5 separate regions of the Homo sapiens genome follow, and all the other regions are linked to region 3. The links are chromatin contacts, found by Hi-C or POLR2A ChIA-PET in ENCODE. All regions are on one chromosome and are shown on one strand. Each heading gives the region's core, a stretch centred on a gene start or an enhancer-like site at or near the end of the contact. The rest is flanking DNA. Distances are from core to core; before and after follow the strand shown.

The links. Hi-C counts contacts between places; a loop is a spot of excess contacts on that map. ChIA-PET counts read pairs that join two places held with the same protein, here RNA polymerase II (POLR2A). Pooled maps may share reads with other maps.
Region 1: a map of naive thymus-derived CD4-positive, alpha-beta T cell shows a loop between it and region 3 (17-fold over the local background). The contact joins the promoter of RBM14 here to the promoter of TOP6BL in region 3. A Hi-C loop is called at or near these places in 3 of 168 maps with a recorded cell type or tissue (CD4-positive, alpha-beta memory T cell, dorsolateral prefrontal cortex and naive thymus-derived CD4-positive, alpha-beta T cell), 1 of 37 single-sample maps with no recorded cell type and 10 of 50 pooled maps. POLR2A ChIA-PET finds 5 or more read pairs at or near these places in 6 of 52 experiments (B cell, GM10248, H1 and 3 more).
Region 2: a pooled map shows a loop between it and region 3 (10-fold over the local background). The contact joins the promoter of CTSF here to the promoter of TOP6BL in region 3. A Hi-C loop is called at or near these places in 5 of 50 pooled maps. POLR2A ChIA-PET finds 5 or more read pairs at or near these places in 2 of 52 experiments (T-cell and WTC11).
Region 4: a loop to region 3 is called in a map of CD8-positive, alpha-beta T cell, with 2.0 times the contacts of the local background. The contact joins the promoter of ACTN3 here to the promoter of TOP6BL in region 3. A Hi-C loop is called at or near these places in 3 of 168 maps with a recorded cell type or tissue (CD8-positive, alpha-beta T cell and naive thymus-derived CD4-positive, alpha-beta T cell), 2 of 37 single-sample maps with no recorded cell type and 10 of 50 pooled maps. POLR2A ChIA-PET finds 5 or more read pairs at or near these places in 5 of 52 experiments (GM12878, H1, MCF 10A and 2 more).
Region 5: a loop to region 3 is called in a pooled map, with 3 times the contacts of the local background. The contact joins the promoter of C11orf86 here to the promoter of TOP6BL in region 3. A Hi-C loop is called at or near these places in 3 of 50 pooled maps. POLR2A ChIA-PET finds 5 or more read pairs at or near these places in 2 of 52 experiments (H1 and activated T-cell).

The regions. Positions count from the first base shown.
Region 1 is chr11:66,614,632-66,618,487 of GRCh38, reverse strand. RBM14 (RNA binding motif protein 14) reads right to left here and starts at 1,858. Exons shown (of 3, transcript NM_006328.4): 1 at 1,431-1,858. The coding sequence starts at 1,767. RBM14-RBM4 (RBM14-RBM4 readthrough) reads right to left here and starts at 1,858. Exons shown (of 2, transcript NM_001198846.2): 1 at 1,431-1,858. The coding sequence starts at 1,767. It also overlaps the pseudogene RNU4-39P. RefSeq lists enhancers at 1,613-1,842, 975-1,908, 2,273-2,382.
Region 2 is chr11:66,567,356-66,571,130 of GRCh38, reverse strand. CTSF (cathepsin F) reads left to right here and starts at 2,525. Exons shown (of 13, transcript NM_003793.4): 1 at 2,525-2,857; 2 at 3,049-3,147; 3 at 3,469-3,687. The coding sequence starts at 2,645. RefSeq lists silencers at 739-1,033, 2,407-2,476.
Region 3 is chr11:66,743,465-66,747,470 of GRCh38, reverse strand. It overlaps TOP6BL (TOP6B like initiator of meiotic double strand breaks), which reads right to left and starts at 2,702. Exons shown (of 15, transcript NM_001302084.2): 1 at 2,552-2,702. It also overlaps a transcript of SPTBN2 not described here. RefSeq lists enhancers at 1,844-1,933, 2,374-2,483, 2,975-3,475 and silencers at 2,114-2,213, 2,624-3,013.
Region 4 is chr11:66,545,448-66,549,328 of GRCh38, reverse strand. It overlaps ACTN3 (actinin alpha 3), which reads right to left and starts at 2,426. Exons shown (of 21, transcript NM_001104.4): 1 at 2,245-2,426. The coding sequence starts at 2,391. ZDHHC24 (zDHHC palmitoyltransferase 24) reads left to right here and starts at 3,281. Exons shown (of 3, transcript NM_207340.3): 1 at 3,281-3,606. The coding sequence starts at 3,326. RefSeq lists silencers at 1-111, 2,979-3,108, 3,289-3,528 and enhancers at 2,679-2,728, 2,799-2,858.
Region 5 is chr11:66,973,114-66,976,943 of GRCh38, reverse strand. C11orf86 (chromosome 11 open reading frame 86) reads right to left here and starts at 1,640. Exons shown (of 2, transcript NM_001353554.2): 1 at 1,306-1,640; 2 at 1-767. The coding sequence starts at 1,581. The coding sequence ends at 693. RefSeq lists an enhancer at 456-959.

The DNA of each region.
Region 1 (3,856 bases), core at 609-3,108, 130 kb after region 3:
AGGAAAATAGAATGCAGTATTAATGCAGAACAAGGACTTGTTCCTAGTAGTGGACACTATGACCCTTTATATTTCCCCCACTTAAAGGACTAGGAATGGCCCCAAACATGTGCCTTTCCAGGACAGCAAATGAAATATCTTGGTGGGATAAATAAGCACTTGCACCCACATTTATTTCCTATCCCTGAAACTTCTCACACAGGGTATGAGCAGGTATGAACCCACCAGGAGTAGGGCATCAGATACTCCCAGGCTGCATCTTCCAAAATGACAGGGCAAAGTTAACTCTGATCTGTTCCCAAGTGGAGCAGAGACTGGCCACATACACAACGGCTGTCCCACCAAATCTTGCCAATGTAAAAGATAAAGAGCTTAAGGGATAAAAACTCAAGCTATGAAAAAGTCAACTGGGTCCCTAGTCAGGCTTAAATTATGGTGACACATTTTTCTCGAAGAAAAGGCACCGGGATCTGCCCTGAGAATCAGACTACTCAAGCAATGACTACTACTGATTCAGTAAACCGTGTTTAGCCACTGTTTAATGAAGAGCTCTCACAGACCCCTCCCCAGGACCCCCTCAGCCAGAGTATGCCCCCCTGCAAAGTCACCAAGCTTATAAAAGAATGACACTGCCCTAGGGCACTGGCTTGGCATGTAAAGACTACGCAGAAGGGGACTTCATAAAACAAGCTTTCTTGCACATGCAAAAGGCTGGGGTTTCCAGTTGACAGATGTAAAATCGAGCCCAAAGAAAAACCCCAAGTTTGAGGGAGGAGAAAAGCACAGAGCTGCCACGCCTAACCTACCTAATATTGAAAGGCCAAAGTGATTCGGAAGGGGCCCCTCTCGTACCCACGTGTAACTGTGCCCATGAGTAGACCCATGCCAGACAAGACTAAAAGACCCCAGCCCGAGAAACGTCCAAGGGCCCCGTTACCTTCCGCTTGAGCACATTCATCGGGAGGGAACAGGAGGGCGGCCTTGGGGCGTCAGCCCCCACCTTTTCCCTCTTCCCTTGCTCTGACCGACGTCTGGAGAGGAAGTGGGGAAGTGGAGAAATCTTCCCCGCTTCATGATCCGGCTTGTGCCCGTCACTTCCCAATTTCCGCTGGGTGCCAGGCCCAGGAGACCAGGAGAAGGCGCGCCCCCGGAACACTCGCAAGGCTCTCAGGCGCGTCCCCGGCCCCGTAGCTTGGCTCGCAGTGGCCGCCGCACCCACCCAGAGCCGCTTCCTCCTACTTGGTGGACGGTTCCTGGACCGCAGGGGAGGAGGGTGGCTCTACCCAACGCGCCCCCAACACCTCCGACCTGCTCCCGCGCACTTCCCCACCCCTCCCAACCGCGCAGTGACCGACCCCCGGGTAAGGGGCGTGGCTAACAGGCAGAGTGCCCCGAGCGCGCCCCCGCCCCCGAGCGCGCCTCCGCGTTACCTTTCACCACGTCACACTCGATGACGCGTCCGCGGCGCTCGAAGAGGCTGCGCAGTTCCTGGCTCGTGCATGCAGCCGACACATTGCCCACGAAAATCTTCCAAGTATTAAGAGGCCTTGGGCGCGACATCTCCACCACGAGCGCGCGCCCCGGCCGCAGCTCGTGGCCGTGCAGGGCTTCGATGGCGCGCAGCGCGCCCGCGTTCTCGCGCATGTGCACGAAGGCGAACTGTTTCATGACGGCGCAGCTCATGACCGTGCCGTAGGGCGCAAAGAGGGCTGCCAGCTCCTCCGGAGTCGTATCCGCCCCGTCGACGTTGCCCACGAATATCTTCATTTTGTCGCCGCAGCCACCTTCCTGGAGAGCCCGGACCTCTCCTCCAGCGACAGGCAAGACGTCCGAACGACCGGCAGTCCTCCTCAGGAATGGCTGGCGACCGAGAACCCCGCCGCGCAGGCGCCCTGGCCTAGCCAATGGGGACTCGCATCCCGCGCGTCCAGCGACCAATCAGAAACGCTGAGGGAAGATGTGCTCAGGCACAGCCAATCCCAGAGGGCCTAGAGCCCGCTCGTTAGCTGAGGGGGTGGGAAAGGGACGACCAACCGCCACAGCCCGTGGCGGGAGAGGGGGTTGGGAAGAAGAGGGAGGGCTGAAGAGAGGAGAACGCGCGCGAGCGGCGCCGGCGGCAGAGAGGCCTAGTCTGTAAGGCGGTCTCTGGCCCGGGTGGGGCTGGGACCGGCGGGCTCCCAGGAAAACTTTGTACAATTGGAAGTCAGGGCTCCTCCCATTCTGGAAGCCCTGTCCAAACCCGCGCCTGGGGGTTGCCGCGTGAGTGTACGGGGGAAGGCCGGGCCTGGCGGGAGAAACCAGGACAGGCGCCTTGAGTCGGCAAACGGCTCCCAGGACTGTGCTGAGCACCGCGAGGGGACCTGAGGCAGGCCCCGGAGAAGCCCTCGTGCCATTAATTGATTCTTTGGAAACATTCCCTGGGGTTGCTGAGGTCCTGGCAGCCGGTGAAAAATCAAAGGCCTCTGCCCTGATGGAATTCCCAGTCAAGAAATAATGGAATGACGTTATTGTATGTTGAAGGTTTTCATAATAAACAGTTTAATAAACGAGAAAATTAATTCTGCAGGAAGCAAAAGTTGAGCCTTAAAAAAAATTTTAGTCCGGGAGCGGTGGCTCACGCCTGTAATTCCAGCACTTTGGGAGACCAAGGCAAGCAGATCACCGGAGGTCAGGAGTTCAGGACCAGCCTGGCCAAAATGGTGAAACCCCGTCTCTACTAAAAATACAAAATTAGCCGGGTGTGGTGGTGCGCGCCTGTAATCCCAGCTACTTGGGAGGCTGAGGCAGGAGAATCACTTGAACCCGGAAGGCGGAGGTTGCAGTGAGCCAAGATCACGCCACTGCACTCCAGCATGGGCGACAGTGAGATTCCGTCTCAAAAATTTTTTTAAACAGATTTGAGTATGTAAATAAGATTGTTGCATGGCAGACAACATCAAAAACATAGACATGTGACAAACTCAGGGAAATATTTGCCTACGTGTTCAGTCAACAAATAGCACCTACCATGTGGACACCACCAAGAATATAGCAGTGAACAAAAAAAAATGACAGAAATCCCAACCTTCTTGGATCTTATGGTGGGGAGAAACAGGCAAGAAATAAGTAAAACATAAGCGTGTTAGATGGTGATGAGGACTTGGAGTAATCAAGGGAACTAAGCCATCCTCTGAGGGAAGATCATGCCGGCCAGAAAGTACAAGTCAAAGAGTGCTGGGGCAGAAGCAAATCTGGTTCAAGGAAGAGTCAAGAGCCAGTATGGGCCAGGCCCGGTGGCTCACGCCTGTAATCCCAGCACTTTGGGAGGCTGAGGCGGGCGGATCACCTGAGGTCAAGAGTTCGAGACCAGTCTGACCAACATGGTAAAACCCTGTCTCTACTAAAACTACAAAACATTAGCTTTGCGCAGTGGCAGTATCATAGCCAATGAGGTTTATCCGAGGCGCAATTATTGCTAATTGAAAACAAAACATTAGCCATGCATGATGACTGGCACCTGTAATCCCAGCTACTCAGGAGGCTGAGGCATTAAAATCACTTGAACCCAGGAGGTGGAGGTTGCAGTGGGCTGAGATCACGCCACCACACTCCATCCTGGCCAACAGAGCAGGACTCTGTCTCCAAAAAAAAAAAAAAAAAAGAGCCCAATATGGCCAGAACCTGGAACAGAGAGCAGAATAGGAGGGTGGGAGTTGTGTAGCACAAGGCCATTGAAATGGCATGTGCTTGGGCCAGGCGAGGTGGCTCACGCCTGTAATCCCAGCACTTTGGGAGGCTGAGGCGGGCGGATCATGAGGTCAGGAGATGGAGACCATCCTGGCTAACACGGTGAAACCCCGTCTCTACTAAAATACAA
Region 2 (3,775 bases), core at 1,276-3,775, 180 kb after region 3:
CCTGGGTTCAAGTGATCTTCCCAACTCTGTCTCTCAAAGTGTTGGGATTATAGGCATGAGCCACCATGCCCAGCCTAAAATCTCTGTTGTAATGTTAATGCTGGTCAGTTGTGCCTCAATTCCAAAGGGAGGAGAGTATAATGAAACATGCCTAACTTCCACTTCCCATTATGGCCTGAACTATTATCATTGTTGAGGTTAACGTTGGAATGTCTTTGACTGGGAGGAAGGGTCCATTCAGATGGTTGGAGGGGATTAGAATTTTATTTTTAATTTACAGAGGGAAGAGCATAATCAAGGAAAGATTAGTATCTGCTGCAATCCCTCAGATCCTCTCCTCTCAGACCTCAGCTGGCAACTGGAAGCATTGAGATGGCTCCACTCTGGCTCCAGCACTAATGTCTGAGTAGCTGGAATGTCACTTTGTCTCTCTAGACCTCTGCTGCTGTAGCAATTCTGGTTTGAACTAGATGATCTTGTAATTCCCAGATGGGTTCTTCCTGCCTACTGCACAAACAAAATCAATTCAGAGACCATAGCATTGCAGAAAAGAACGAGTTTAACTGACACAAGACCTGCCATGCCACACAGGAGACAGGGTTATTACTCAATCAGTCTCACTGAAGGCTTGGAGGTCGGGGTTTTTCAAAGATAGTTTGGTAGGCAGGCGGCTAGGATATGGGTGCTACTGATTGCTTGGGAATGAAATCATAGTAGTGTGGAAAATGGCCCTCCTGCACTGAGTCTGCTTCTGGGTAGGGGTCACAGGACTGGTGGAGTCACACGTCAGTGTGGGGCCATTCCATAGTCACAAATGCAAAAGCCTGGAAGAGATAGCTCAAAAGATCAGTCTTACATTCCATGATAGTGATGTTAATTACAGGAGTAACTGGCAAAGTTGCAAATCTTGTGACTTCCAGAACAATGGCTGGTAATCCTTTAACTATGCCTACATCTTAGTAGAATTCAGGCCCCTCTCATCCTCCTAACTTGGTGGCCTTTCATTAGTTTTACAAGGGTGGTTTAGTTTTCAGGAAGGCGTATTCTAATTTAAAGTATAAGCTAAATTTATCCAAAAGTTACCTTGGCCCATGCCCAGGAATGAGTGAAGACAGCCAGCCTGTGAGGCTAGAAAGCAAGATGCAGTCAGCCATGTCAGATTTCTCTTACTGTCATAATTTTGCAAAGGCAGTTTCAATTTTTTTTTTTTTTTGAGATGGAGTCTCACTGTCTTACCAGGCTGGAGTGCAATGGTGCGCTCTCAGCTCACTGCAACCTCTGACTCCCTGGTTCAAGCGATTCTCCTGCCTCAGCCTCCTGAGTAGCTGGGATTACAGGCACGTGCCACCATGCCCAGCTAATTTTTTTGTATTTTTAGTAGAGACAGGGTTTCACCATGTTGTCCAGGATGGTCTCCATCTCCTGACCTCGTGATCCGCCCACCTTGGCCTCCCAAAGTGCTGGGATTACAGGCGTGAGCCACTGCGCCCGGCCTAAAAATATTTTTAGTAGTGACGGGGTTTCACCTCGTTGGCCAGACTGGTCTCGAACTCCTGAGCTCAGGTGATCTGCCCGCCTCGGCCTCCCAAAGTGCTGGGATTACAGGCGTGAGACACTGCACCCAGCCCATCTGTCGTTCTTCTCTCTAGACTGTGAGCTCCAAGAACGCAGCACTATTCCTGTAATGCATCTGTGCATGCTTTCCCTTGGTAGACCCTGGAACACAGCAGGTGAATGCTTCAAGGGACAGTCTCAACCCTGTGCACCCTGCCTTAGTGGCTACTGAATGCTTGCATGATTGCATTTGAACCTCACAACAGCCTGAGACGCTGCCAGCACTCAAAAAATTACCTGCCATCTCGCTGTTGAGAAGAGGGGCCTGAAAGAGGCGATCAAGCTGCAAACCCAGGCTCAGAAGCCAACTGCCTGGATTTAAGTTTAGCTCAATTCCTTACCAGATATTTGGCAAGCCACTTAATATTTCTCTCTCTCTCTTTTTTGAGACGGAGTTTTGCTCTTGTCGCCTGGGCTGGAGTGCAATGGCACGATCTGAGCTCACTGCAACCTCTGCCTCCTGGGTTCAAGTGATTCTCCTGGCTCAGCCTCCCAAGTAGCTGGGATTACAGGCGCCCACCACCACGCCCAGCTCTTTTTTGTATTTTTAGTAGACACAGGGTTTCACCACGTGTGCCAGACTGGTCTCAAACTCCTGACCTCAGGTGATCCACCCGCTTTGGCCTCCTAAAGTGCTGGGATTACAGGGCTGAGTCACAGAGCCCGGCCACGCCATTTAATCTCTCCAAGCCTCGTTTCCTCCACTGTACGATGGGGATAGCACCTACTTCAGAGATTGCTACGCCGAATAAAAGGAGCTGGCATATCATGCCTAACATATAACAAGCACGTGATAGAGGTCAGTGACTAGCTTTAGCCTCAGGCCAGCAGCCTCCCGCTCTCCCTACCCTGCGCGCCCCACGTGCCTCCTGTAAACAAGAGAACGCGCAGGCGCCGCAAACCAGCGCCCATTGGTCGGCGTGCCGTCGCCCCGCTGGAGGGAGGACTCAGGCCCCGCTGGCCGCGGGCTCGGTACCCGGTGGGTCGGTGGAGCGTCTGTTGGGTCCGGGCCGCCGGCTTCGCCCTCGCCATGGCGCCCTGGCTGCAGCTCCTGTCGCTGCTGGGGCTGCTCCCGGGCGCAGTGGCCGCCCCCGCCCAGCCCCGAGCCGCCAGCTTTCAGGCCTGGGGGCCGCCGTCCCCGGAGCTGCTGGCGCCCACCCGCTTCGCGCTGGAGATGTTCAACCGCGGCCGGGCTGCGGGGACGCGGGCCGTGCTGGGCCTTGTGCGCGGCCGCGTCCGCCGGGTGAGGACGCGCCGGGGGCGGGGGCGCCAGGCCCGGGTCCAAGGGATAGGAGCTTTGACCTAACATTGGGATGGGGCCTGCCCGCTGGACGAACCGATCTCTGGTGATGGGGAATGGGCAGCGCCGCACGGGCGGGGCCTTGGGCGCCGTCAAGGGCCGACTGTGCCCGCCTCACCTACTCCTCTCTCCAGGCGGGTCAGGGGTCGCTGTACTCCCTGGAGGCCACCCTGGAGGAGCCACCCTGCAACGACCCCATGGTGTGCCGGCTCCCCGTGTCCAAGAAAACCCTGGTGAGTGATGAGGCTCTTGGGGTTCCCCGCCCCGAGGCCGAGTAAAGCAGCAGTTGGATGATGACGGGTCAGGTCAAGACGCAGGGATCTGAGGTAGCTGCTGCCCCACCTTGAGCCACTTCCCAGGCCCCGAGGGCTGGAAACCAAGATGCTATGAAGGGGAGGATGCCCCGGTGCAGGCCGTGCCTCACTGTCCACTGTGATGGGGTGATTGCCTTAGGGGTGGCTCTCATCTGAGGAGCCTCCAGCTCCATCTTGGCCAGATCTTGCTCCCCAGATCCAGATCCAGGCCCCCAGAGCAGCTTCTTCCTCTCCCTCCAGCTCTGCAGCTTCCAAGTCCTGGATGAGCTCGGAAGACACGTGCTGCTGCGGAAGGACTGTGGCCCAGTGGACACCAAGGTTCCAGGTGCTGGGGAGCCCAAGTCAGCCTTCACTCAGGGCTCAGCCATGATTTCTTCTCTGTCCCAAAACCATCCAGACAACAGAAACGAGACTTTCAGCTCAGTCATTTCCCTGTTGAATGAGGATCCCCTGTCCCAGGTGAGGAGCCCTCAGCTTGAGGAGCCCTCAGCTTGAGGAGCCAGCCGCTGCCTCATCACCCTTCTCCCTTCCCTCTGGAGTGGGTTTC
Region 3 (4,006 bases), core at 1,453-3,952:
GGGAGGCCAAGGTGGGAGAATCGCTTGAGCCCTGGAAACATAGTGAGGCCCCATCTCTACTAAAAAAAAAAAAAAATTAAATAAAAATATGTGCAAAATGCTTAACACAGTACTTGGCAAATAGCAAATGCTTAACAGATATTAGCTATTATTTCTAAGTTCTAATGCAGTAAAGACTACACACAATATTTTAAGTTGAACAGGACTCCAAGATGTCTGGGTAAAACATTTAATCGACCGGGTGTGGTAGCTCACACCTGTAATCCCAGCACTTCGGGAGGTTGAGGCGGTGGATCACCTGAGGTCAGGAGTTCAAGATCAGCCTGGCCAATATGGTGAAACCCCATCTCTACTAAAAATACAAAAATTAGCCGGGTGTGGTGGTGTGTGCCTGTAGCCCCAGCTACTTAGGAGGCTGAGGCAGGAGAATTGCTTGAACTCGGGAGGTGGAGGCCACAGTGAGCCAAGATTGGGTCACTGCGCTCCAGCCTGGGCAACAGCAACACTCCGTTTCAAAAAGAAAAAAAAAAACACATTTATTCGAGACAAATTGAAAATAAAATATATTTCATTTATTTTTGGGGGGAGAGAGGGGACAGAGTCTCACTCTGACTCCCAGGCTGGAGTGCAGTGATGGCATCATCATGGTTCACTGCAGCCTCAACCTCCCGGGCTCAGGTGATCCTCCCACCTCAGCCTCCCAGGTAGCTGGAAGTGCAGCCGCCTGCCACCACACCCTGCTAATTTTTTTTTTTTGAGATGGAGTTTTGCTCTTGTAGCCCAGGCTGGAGTGCAATGGTGCGACCTCAGCTCACTGCAACCTCCGCCCCCTGGGTTCAAGCGATTCTCCTGCCTCAGCCCCACAAGTAGCTAGGATTACAGGCATGTGCCACCACACCTGGCTAATTTTGTATTTTTAGTAGTGACGGAGTTTCTCCATTTTGATCAGGCTGGTCTTGAACTCCCGACCTCAGGTGATCCGCCTGCCTCGGCCTCCCAAAGTGCTGGGATTACAGGCGTGAGCCACCGCTAATTTTTGTATTTTTTTCAGAGACGGAGTTTCCTCATGTTAGCCAGGCTGGTCTTGAACTCCTGATCTCAAGTGATCTGCCCGCCTCGGTCTCCCAAAGTGCTGAGAATACAGGCTACCCACCGCGCCCGGCCAACTCCCATTATTATTCATGCAAACAGATTCTCACTTTTACAGGGAGGCAACACAAGGAAAATTATTACCCCCTTTTTAAAGGCAGGGAGATCTGGGAACTAAGATCCTCATTTGTACCAGTTAACAAGAATGGTTTCCAGGTACGTGTAGAGTCTAACTATTCCTTCACACGTCCTCTGTTACGATATTCCCATATCGGGCCGGGCACGGTGGCTCACGCCGGTCCCAGCACTTTGGGAGGCGGAGGCGGGCAGATCACTTGAGGTCAGAAGTTCAAGACCAGCCTGGCCAACATGGTGAAAACCTGTCTCTACTACAAATACAAAAATGAGCCAGGTGTAGCGGCGTGCGCCTGTAATCCCAGCTACTCGGGAGGCTGAGACAGGAGAATCCCTTGAACCCGAGAGGCGGAGACTGCGGTGAGCCGGGATCACGCCACTGCACTCCAGCCTGGGCGAAAGAGCGAGACTCCGTCTCAAAAAACAAACAAACAAACAAACAAACAAACAAACCCTAAAGATATTCTCATGTCGGTATGACAGCGCAGTTGGGAAAAGAACACTGGCCTATGAGTCAGCGCCCTGGGTTCTAGCCTAGGTTCGGTTATTTGTAAAATGGAATCCCGCCGCCTTCTTTGATGACAACAAACAGGCAGGACGCCCGGGGGTACTCTCTCAGGTGCCCTCAGAGCCTGTGCTTCTGTCACCTGCCCAGTACCCCTCACAAACAGCAGCTCAACGTCCCATTGGGCACCGGCCGTGAAAGTGGGTAATGAAATGAGCACACGGGGCGTGGCCGGCGCCAGGCGCTCAGTGCCGTCTTCCAGAGCAGCTCCCCGAGCACAGGTGTGGCCTCTGAACCTCGCCCTTCCACGTCCAGCTGCTTCGAACCCAGAAACCTGCACCTGCACCGGGGCCTAAAAAAACTCTCCCTCGCTCCCAGTCTGCACTGGGTCCCTCCTTGCCTCTGTCCTGGCGCCCCGACTCCCCCCACCCCGCCCCGCAACGCCAGGGCTTGCCCCATTCCTTTCCTTCTTTCCGCGCCCCCTCCCAGCACCCGGTGCATGGAAGGCGCTGGGCTCCGGCAGGCACCTCCGAGGCTGCGTCAGGCTCTGCCCCTGGGTGTCCGCCGGTGCTCGGCAAACGCCGCAGCTTTCTGAGCCGTAGGCTGGAGAGAGGGCGTCGTTCCCCCACAGAGTACCCCGCGAGCGAGAGCCCTCATCTGCTCCTACTTCCTCGCTTCCCCGTGGGAGACGGGCCTCGATTCCCGAACCTTCCTCCTTCACCTTAGGCGACGCCCGACCCCTCTGCCCAAACTTCGCGGTCTCCTCACAAAGCCCGTCTCCTCAGAAAGTGTCCTCCGCTTTCTCTCCCTTCCCAGCATCACCTCGAACACGGCCACGGCCGTCCCCTCCATGCCGCGCAGGGAACAGCGGCAACGCCCAGTCGAAGGGTACCCGCCCGCCGCCGCCGCCGCCGCCGCCGCCCCCTCCTCAGCCCGGGCTTGGAACTCCGCCAGTGCCCACGCCCGAGTCCACGCCCACGCCCGGCAGCGCGAGCCCATCCCTTCCCGCGCGCGCGCCTGCGCCCGCGCACGCCCCGCCCACCTGCCCGCCGCGCCTGCGCACTCGACGCTGCAGGGCCCCGAGACCGCGAACCGCCGCCGGGAGCCACCTAGAGCCTCTGAGCGCCGCGGGTGCCAGTGGGCCCGCAGGTGGGAGGTTCGGGGCGGGGAAGAGCCCGCGAGAGGCGGCCAAGGCTGGAGGTGAGCGGGAATGAGGCCAGGCCACGACTCCTCCCTCCTCTCAAAGATAGTTTCCCACGGTGGCGGCGAGATGCGGCCCTTGGCCCTAATCCGGGCTTTGGCCGCCCTTCGCGCTTTCCAGGACCCTTCCCTCGGCCGGGAGGGGCGACGGTAACGGCGCGGGGCTACCAAGCGGGTTCGTGACCCCTCCAACAGCCTTGTCTGCGGCGGGGGCTGCCCCAGGCCAAGCCCTGGGTCCCAGACTTAGCAAAGAAAAAGACGGCCAATTAAAATTGAATTTCATATAGACAGCGAATTTTTTTTATAACCATACACATATCTCGGCAATTTTTGGGACATATACTAAAAAATTACTAATCTGAAATTAAAAACGACGCCCTGGGCCGGGCGCAGTGGCTCACGCCCGTCATCCCAGCACTTTTGGAGGCCGAAGCGAGTGGATCACCTGAGGTCAGGAGTTCGAGACCAGCCTGGCCAACATGGTGAAACCCCGTCTCTACTGAAAATACAAAAATTAGCCGGGCGTGGTGGCGGGCGCCTGTAATCCCAGCTACTCGGGAGGCTGAGGCAGGATAATTGCTTGAACCTGGGAGGCGGAGGTTGCAGTGAGCCGAGATCGCGTCATTGCACTCCAACCTGGGCAAAAAGAGCGAAACTCTGTCTCAAAAAAAGAAAAAACGACCCCCCGTCTTTTACCTTACAACCAGCCCCAAGCATCTCCCAGCCTAATCCAGGGGGACCAGCTTCCCCCGCAAAGGTGGGACCTGGGAGTCGACCCCTCCCTATCCAGGCCCCTTTCCACGTTTGACTGCACTGAATGTGCCAAGACCAGGAGCTGGCTTTTCTGGGCTCTGGCTGACAGGAGAAGCTCTGGGGTTTTCCAAGTGCATTCCTGGCTGGAATAAGGAGGTCCTGCAGAGTCCCAGCTGCTGCTCTCTGCCAGGTTCCGGGAGGGGCATGGTGACAGGGGCTTAAGCCTATAACTGCTGGTGATCTGACAGCCAAAAGAAAACCCTGATGAGAGATTCCTGCCTGGCAAAGAGTTGCCCAAGGAGAAGGGTGGGACAGGGTGTTGGC
Region 4 (3,881 bases), core at 1,177-3,676, 200 kb after region 3:
CGGATCAGGGTCCCCTCTTGGGGAAGGCGAGTATTTGATCAGAGCTGTGATGGGCAGGAATTATTCAGGAAGGGAAGGGCAGGCAAGGGCATTTCAGGCAGGGGCTGCCATGCAGGCAAGTGCTCGGTGGCTGTGAGAAACACTTGCTACATTTGTCAGACTACAAGGATCTGGGCACTGCTGGAATGGAGCTGGGATTGTTGGGGTATAAGTGGTGAGAGGCAGGCCGGAGGGGCAGCAGGAGCCAGGTCATGTGTGATCTTGGGTGCTAAGCTGGGGAGTTAAAATTTGATCCGGAGGGCAACAGAGAGTCAGGGAAGCCTCAGGCAGGAGGGAGGTGGGCAGAACTGTCCATGCTGGTTGCAGAGTGGAGATGAATGGCTTGGCGTGGCAGAAGGCAGAAGTGAGGACGCAGTCACTGGGATCAGGGCAAGAGAGGAAGGGTGTCAGTGTGGGGGACAAGGCAGGATTGGATGGATGAGACAGAAATGTTGGAATGTAAGCTCCCATGGCAGGGGCTTTATTTTGTCTGCTGCCGAATTCCAGCACCTGAAACAGCGCTGGCACATGGTAAGACATCAGGTGGGAGGAGGCAGCGTGCTGCTCCAAGACTGTGTGAAGGAAGCCCTTGGATGGAGGAGTCACTGGGGAGAAAGGGAGCATAGAGCAACAGGGAGGGGTCAGGGCTAAAGCTGAGCACAAGGATGTTTATTACCACCTTGCAATAAACAACGCTGGACAAGAAAGAAATGAGCCAAATGTCCAACTACAAGGGATGCTGATTGATTTTCAGATCCTCTATGCTGTGCCAGCCATTGAATGAGTAGATGATGAGATGGTGACTGCAAGTTGGGATGAACAGATGTTCCTGATAATTTGTTAGGTGACAAAGGCAAGTTACAGACTGGCACGTGTCATATGGGGGGCACGCAGACCTGGATCTCGGAGAGGCCCGGGTGGGTGGGGGTAGGGATAGGAGATGTTGCAGAACAGGTGGCAGCTGGAGCCAAGGACAGGGATGACACCACCGGGAAATTGCCAAACCTGGGACTGCAGCCGTGCTTGGAGACAGGTGCAGGGGGAGCCTAAGGGGAGGCCTGTCACCCGGGGCACCCCAGCCGAGTCAGCGGAGCCTCTCGGCCCTTGGGGTCATCTCCTGTCATCTAACCCAGCAGAAGTACTCTGATTCTAAATTCTGGGACTCTCAGGTCATTTAAATTCCACTGAGTACCCCAGTACCCTGCCCTCTCCTGGAGTCATACAGTGTTGGCACACGCTGAGCAGGGTCCAATGGCCTCATAGTGCCCTCCTGGTTACCCCTGGCCTGCCACTCTCCAAAGTATTCTCCCTCTGGCCTGGATCATTTTCCCTTTGGGAACCCAGGTGTCCTGCCCCCTCTACTTGGGAAAGTCTGGGAGTGAAAATAGCTCAGGGAGGGAGGGGCCCTGAGTGCCCAACGGGCTGGGCCTGGGTAGCAGCTGCCCCTGTGCCCCTCTTTGGCGCCCCCGAGGTGCTGCCTCAGCACTAAGTGTCCATCTGGCTGGAGAGTCAGGTTACAGCGTAAGGGGACCCAGGTCTCCCCTCCTCCCCGACCTATGGCCTTTTCAGCAGACTCAGGGCCCCATGCCTGGGGTATCTTGGGAAAGAATGGGGGTAGGGAAAAGGGTAAAGATCCTCAGGTTGCGGGGGTCCTGATGTCTGACAGTCTGTGATGTGGGGCCTGTCTGTGCTCTTTCTGGGCTTCAGTTTCTTCAATTGTTAAATGAGATACAGCGACTATGGACCCCACCCTGGAGACGAGGTGGGGTGGGGTCTGAGAGGACCCTTCTCACTACCCCCACACTCCCAAGTCCACTAGTTGCCTGACTGCAAGCCTTCAGGGTGGGGTCTGGGAATATTTAACTAGAAGAAGATTCTTCTTTCTGAACCCCCCCTAACTTGGATCTCCTGGGGTTTGCCCAGCCTGTTTTCAGCAGCAGAAGTGGGGCAGTGGGCCCAGGGGAATGAACCCTGGTGGGGGTGGGGAGCCCAGAAACTCTCTTGTCATTTTAAACCCCTCTTGAGGGCTCCCAGCCCTCTCCTCCAGCCCTGGGGACAGCAGGCAGCTGATGGGCAGAGCCTGGGCTGGGGATTAGCACTCTAGGTTAAAGACAAGCTCTGCCCCTGCACTGCTGAGATGCCCAGGACAAACAGCCCGGCCTCTCAGGCCTCGGTTTTGCTGTCAGGAAATGGGCGAGCACTCACTTTCCGCTGCTGCTTCTCCCAGGCCGGGTCCAGCAGCAGGTCGCGGTCCCAGTCCTCCTCCTGTTCCATGTACTCGCCGCCCCCGCCGCCGCCCGCAAAGCGCCCCTCCCCGGCCCCCAGACCCTCGGGCTGCATAACCATCATCATCTCGATCGGGCTCCTGGCTTCGCTCCGCTCGGCACGCTCTCGGACACCCGGGCCCCATTAAGTAGGGCCCAGCCCAGCCCCAGATCGAATTCGCACTAAATATGGGGGAGGAGGGAGGGGCCGGATGGGGGTGAAGGAGCTCGGGTTGGACCTGGCAAGGGGTTGTCCTGAAGCCGGGAACTGCGGGACTCGGGGGCGCCGGGGTGGATCTCGCGGCGGAGATCCTGGGTTTGCATTCCTGCTCCGCTGCTGGGGCGCTGTGTGACCTTGAGAAATCCACGGGACCTCTCTGAGTCTGTTTACTCCTCTCCACAATAGAAAGGCCGATAATAATAGTGGCCGCGGGCCGCTCTAGAGGCTGCCCTCTGGAGCTCCTCGTGAGCCTCTTCCAGCACCTCGCTGGTGGGACACAGAGCCCTATCCCCATTTCACAGTCAGGAACACAGAGGCGCCGAGCTGTTTTGCATGTTTTCTGGGGTGATGGAGACACCCGGGCATGGGGAACGGCTCTGAGCCAGCTGGATGGGCTGCGGCAGGGCTATTAATATCGGGGCGGCTGTGGGGAGTAGGGGAGAATGTGCTGAGCCGGGAAACCCCGACACCACCCCGGCTGCAACTCAATCCCCCGGGCACTCCTGGCCCCCGCGCCAGCGGGCGGGGCTCCGACGGGATGGGAGGAGCCTCCAGGGTGGGCGGGTCAATCACTCCGCGGCGTTATCCGGGCTCCAGCGCCGCGGGATTCCGAGCGCCTCCACTGCTGGTCCGTTGGCCAGATCAACTCGCCGCGTGGGCCGGCCGTTCCCTGAGAGTCTGAGCGCTCGCCGCACCCCCTTCCGAGCTTCTATTGGCCGTAGCAGACGTCCGTCTGCCGCTATCTCCGCCCCAATACGGAAGCGGCCTAGTCCTCCGGCTCCGACAGCTGGGTGTCCAGGCCATGGGGCAGCCCTGGGCGGCTGGGAGCACGGACGGGGCGCCCGCGCAGCTGCCTCTCGTGCTCACCGCGCTGTGGGCCGCGGCCGTGGGCCTGGAGCTGGCTTACGTGCTGGTGCTCGGTCCCGGGCCGCCGCCGCTGGGACCCCTGGCCCGGGCCTTGCAGCTGGCGCTGGCCGCCTTCCAGCTGCTCAACCTGCTGGGCAACGTGGGGCTCTTCCTGCGCTCGGATCCCAGCATCCGTGGCGTGATGCTGGCCGGCCGCGGTCTGGGCCAGGGCTGGGCGTGAGTGGGGTGCGGGATCGGGCGGGGAGAAGTGGGAGCCTTGGACAGGGGGGAGGGGCCCCAAGACCTGAGATGTTAGAACCGGGTTACATTAGGATCCAGGTTGTTAGAATCAGACATTTTTTTAGAACCTGGGATGGAAGAGCTAGAATTGAGTGTTATTTATTTACTCGCAAATACTTATTGGGAGCCTACTAGGTGCAAGGTTTTGTTACAGGGACGAAGGGTACAATAGAACAAATTCCTGATTTGAGGGGGGTGCAGATGAGAAACTA
Region 5 (3,830 bases), core at 391-2,890, 230 kb before region 3:
TGGGGTCGGAGATGTCAAAACCAAGAAATCCCTTCCCCACTCTGGGCCTCAGTTTCCCCCTCTGTCACACAGGGAGGAAGACTTCCTCTGCTTCCTTCATCAGGACACCGTGAGGTTCAAAGGTTTTCAGCACAGAGTGCTCAGCCAGGAGGGCCACCCAGCTGTGGTCCTTGCCCCAGAGGGCTCACCATCTGGGAGGGAGACCTGCGCCCTGGCCCACCATCAGCAACTGACAAGAAGGGCAGTTGGGTCATGGCCCAGTGACCAGGCAACGTCCGTGAGCCTCTCGGCCATGGGTCTGGCTTCATCAAGCTCCGTCCTGGAAGTTGACAGCTGGTCGTGTGGGGCAGGAGCGTCCACAGCCCCCATTCCGGGCAGGCTTCTTCTAAACCTTCATAGAATCATAGTCCAAGGCCCCTACCCAAGCCCAGAGGGCAGACAGCTGAGCCCCCTTCTTTTTGACCCTGCTGGGATCTTCAAAGAGAGCTAGTGCTGGAGTGGAAGGGCCAGAGCTAAGAGTGGCAGCCACGTGGCGACTCCAGTGAGCTGGTGGCAGAAGCCTCCTAGGGCCACCCAGCCAAAGTCCAGAGAGCTGTGAAGAGGTAGGTCAGCAGACACGGTGGGCTGGTCCAGGCACAGCAAGGGGGCCACGATGGCTTCCAGCATCTTTAGCTGATGGTGCCCAGTGTGGGCTACGGGGAGGCCGGCTGACTCAGAGTCACGCTGGGGAAGATGGCGACAAAGCTCTCCCACCTTCTTCTTACCTGCTGGAAGACAGAGGTGGGGGAGGTCCCATGGGCTGAGTGGTGGGCTTAGATGTTGTTCCACCCATAGCCACGAGGTGGGGGTAGACCCCAGGTAGAGAAGCACTGCTCATTGGAGACCCTGTCTCTTAGAGGAGGGAGCCTGCAGCCCCCCACAAAGGGGTCCAGATCTCCCCTTTTTCTCTGGGGTGAGAGGGTCACACAGTGTACTTCCCAGGAAGTTGCACTGGCTGATCTCCTTGCCTCCTGCTCTATTCCCCCATCCAGCATACTATCAATCAGCTAAAAACAGCGCTTACCATATCACCCTCCTCCTCTAAAACCTTCAGTGGCTCCCCAGTGCCTGTGGGATAAATCCCAAATGCCTTCAGGGCCCTCTGAAACGTGGCTCTGGGGTGTCTCTCTCTGCACCCTCATCTCCAGGCAGCTCGGTTGTCATCTTGGTACACAGCCTGGGCTGGCTCTGTCTCTGAACCTTTCCTGCCCTGGAATCCCTGCCCACCTGCTGTGGTACCCTCCATCCTTCAGCCCACAGCCATACCTGTTGGTACCGCCTCAGCCACCACCGGCTGCCTCTTCGCTGGGCTTGGATCAGCTGCTCTGTGTCCCCCAGGCTCCCCGGCACCCGCTCCTGGGCAGTGGCATCTGGCCCTTCTGTGCCTCTCTCGAGGCCCTGGGACCTGGACTTCTCTTGCCCCTGTCTGAGGCTTAGCGCCCTGCGGAGTTGGCCCTCCTGGGGCCTCCCCCAGGGCTCCTGCAGCTTTCCATAGGAGGGTCGGGGCTCTCGCAAGGACTGACTTCGCAGCCCTGTTCCCATGGCTCCGGAGGCTGCAGGCACAGGACTGCTCCGGCCCCTCAGCAAGACACTGGCCCTCTGAGGTGGCCCAGTGCCTCCACCCATCTGACAAGAGATCACTGGGGGCAAAGGTTGGTGCTGCCAAGGTGGCTTTCATAAATCAAAGGGCAGGCCACAGGGCCAAGCATCCCTGAGTCACCTCACCACTGCCTCCCCACCTTCTGGGTCAAGGAGTGAAGGCCAAGGGGAGGAAATTGCCACTCCCTCCTTCACCTATCCTTCCCCCCTCCCCCTCCCCTCCCCCTCCCCTCCTCTCCCCCCTCCCTCCTCCCCCATCCTCCCCCCTCCTTCTCCCCTCCCCTCCCCCTTCCTTCCCCTCCCCTCTCCCTCCCCCCTCCTCCTTCTCCTCCTTCTCCTCTAGGCAGCTTCCCTGACTACCTCATCCCTGAAGAGTTTGTTCTCCTCTGAATCTCTATGGCCCCGGCATCCATTGACACTGAGCACCATGGCTTAACAACCAAACAGAGACAGCCTTTTAAGAATTGGGCCAGGCCCGGTGGCTCACGCCTGTAATCCTAGCACTTTGAGAGGCCGAGGCAGGCAGATTGCCTGAGATCAGGAGTTCCAGACCAGCCTTGCCAACATGGTAAAACCCCGTCTCTACTAAAAATACAAAAAATTAGCTGGGCATGGTGGCGGGCGCCTGTAATCCCAGCTACTCAGGAGGCTGAGGCAGGAGAATCACTTGAACCCAGAAGGCGGAGGTTGCAGTGAGCCGAGATTGTGCCACTGCACCCAACCTGGGTGACAGAGCAAGACTGCGTCTCAAAAAGAAATATATTTTTCAAAAAAGCATCAGTATGGCTCCAAGCTAGAACAATCACATTCACAAAGACAGCAAGGAGGATGGCCGTTGCCAGGCACTGGGGGAGGGAGGAATGAAGAATTTAATGGCTGTAAATTTTCAGATTTCATAAGATGAAGAGTTCCAGAGATTGGTTGCACAACAATGGTTGAAATGGTAAACTTTATGGTATATGTGTTATACAATACTGGAGAATTTCTTTTTTTTTTTTTTTTTTTTTAAGAAACAGAAGGAAACAGGACGGCTCCAGGCTAGGAGTCAGGAGGCCTGGATTTTTTCCAGGCCCAGCGCTGCCCCTAATGTCCCAGCAGCACAGCACTATCCTTGAGCACTCAAGCTCTGAGGACCAACTGCCTCTGGGTAAACTGTAGCTTCATTCCTTGCAGCCTTGTGACCTTGGGCACATTTTTCTCCTTCATTCGTAAGAGGGACAAATAACTTGGGTAATTGTTGTGCGTATTAAATGTGGTCCACAGGGCTTGGCACACAGCAAGCCCTCGAACAAAGTGAGTTGGTGGTTGTATTTGTCCGTTCTCCTGCTGCTATAAAGAAAGACCTGAGGCTGGGAGCAGTGGCTCATGCCTGTAATCCTAGCACTTTGGGAGGCTGAGGCGGGTAGATCACTTGAGGTCAGAAGTTCAAGACCAGCCTGGCCAATATGGTGAAACCCCTTCTCTACTAAAAATACAAAAATTAGGCCAGGTTGCAGTGGCTCACAACTGTAATCCCAGCACTTTGGGAGGCTGAGGCAGGTGGATCACAAGGTCAGGAGTTTGAGACCAGCCTGGCCAACATGGTGAAACCCCGTCTCTACTGAAAAAATACAAAGATTAGGCAGGCATGGTGGCGTGTGCCTGTAATCCCAGCTACTCGGGAGGCTGAGGCAGGAGAATTGCTTGAACCCAGGAGGCAGAGGTTGCAGTGAGCCGAGATCGTGCCACTGCACTCCAGCCTGGGCAACAGAGCAAGACTCCGTCTCAAAACAAAACAAAACAAAACAAAAAATTATCCAGGTGTAGTGGTGGGCAACTGTAATCCCAGCTACTCGGGAGGCTGAGGCAGGAGAATCGCTTGAACCCAGGAGGCGGAGGTTGTAGTGAGCTAAGATTGCGCCACTGCACCCCAGCCTGGGCAACAGAGAGAGAATCTGTCTCAAAAAATAATAATAATAAAAATAAGAAATACCTGAGACTGGGTAATTTATAAAGACAAAAAGTTTAATTGGCTCATGGTTCTGCAGGCTGTACAGGAAGCATAGCAGCTTCTGCTGCTGGGGAGGCCTCAGGAAGCTTCCAACCGTGGTGGAAGGCAAAGCGGGGATGAGGCATCTTACATGATAGGAGCAGGAGAAAGAGAGAGCGTGGCGGGAGGTGCTGTACACTTTTTTTTGAGACAGAGTCTCAGT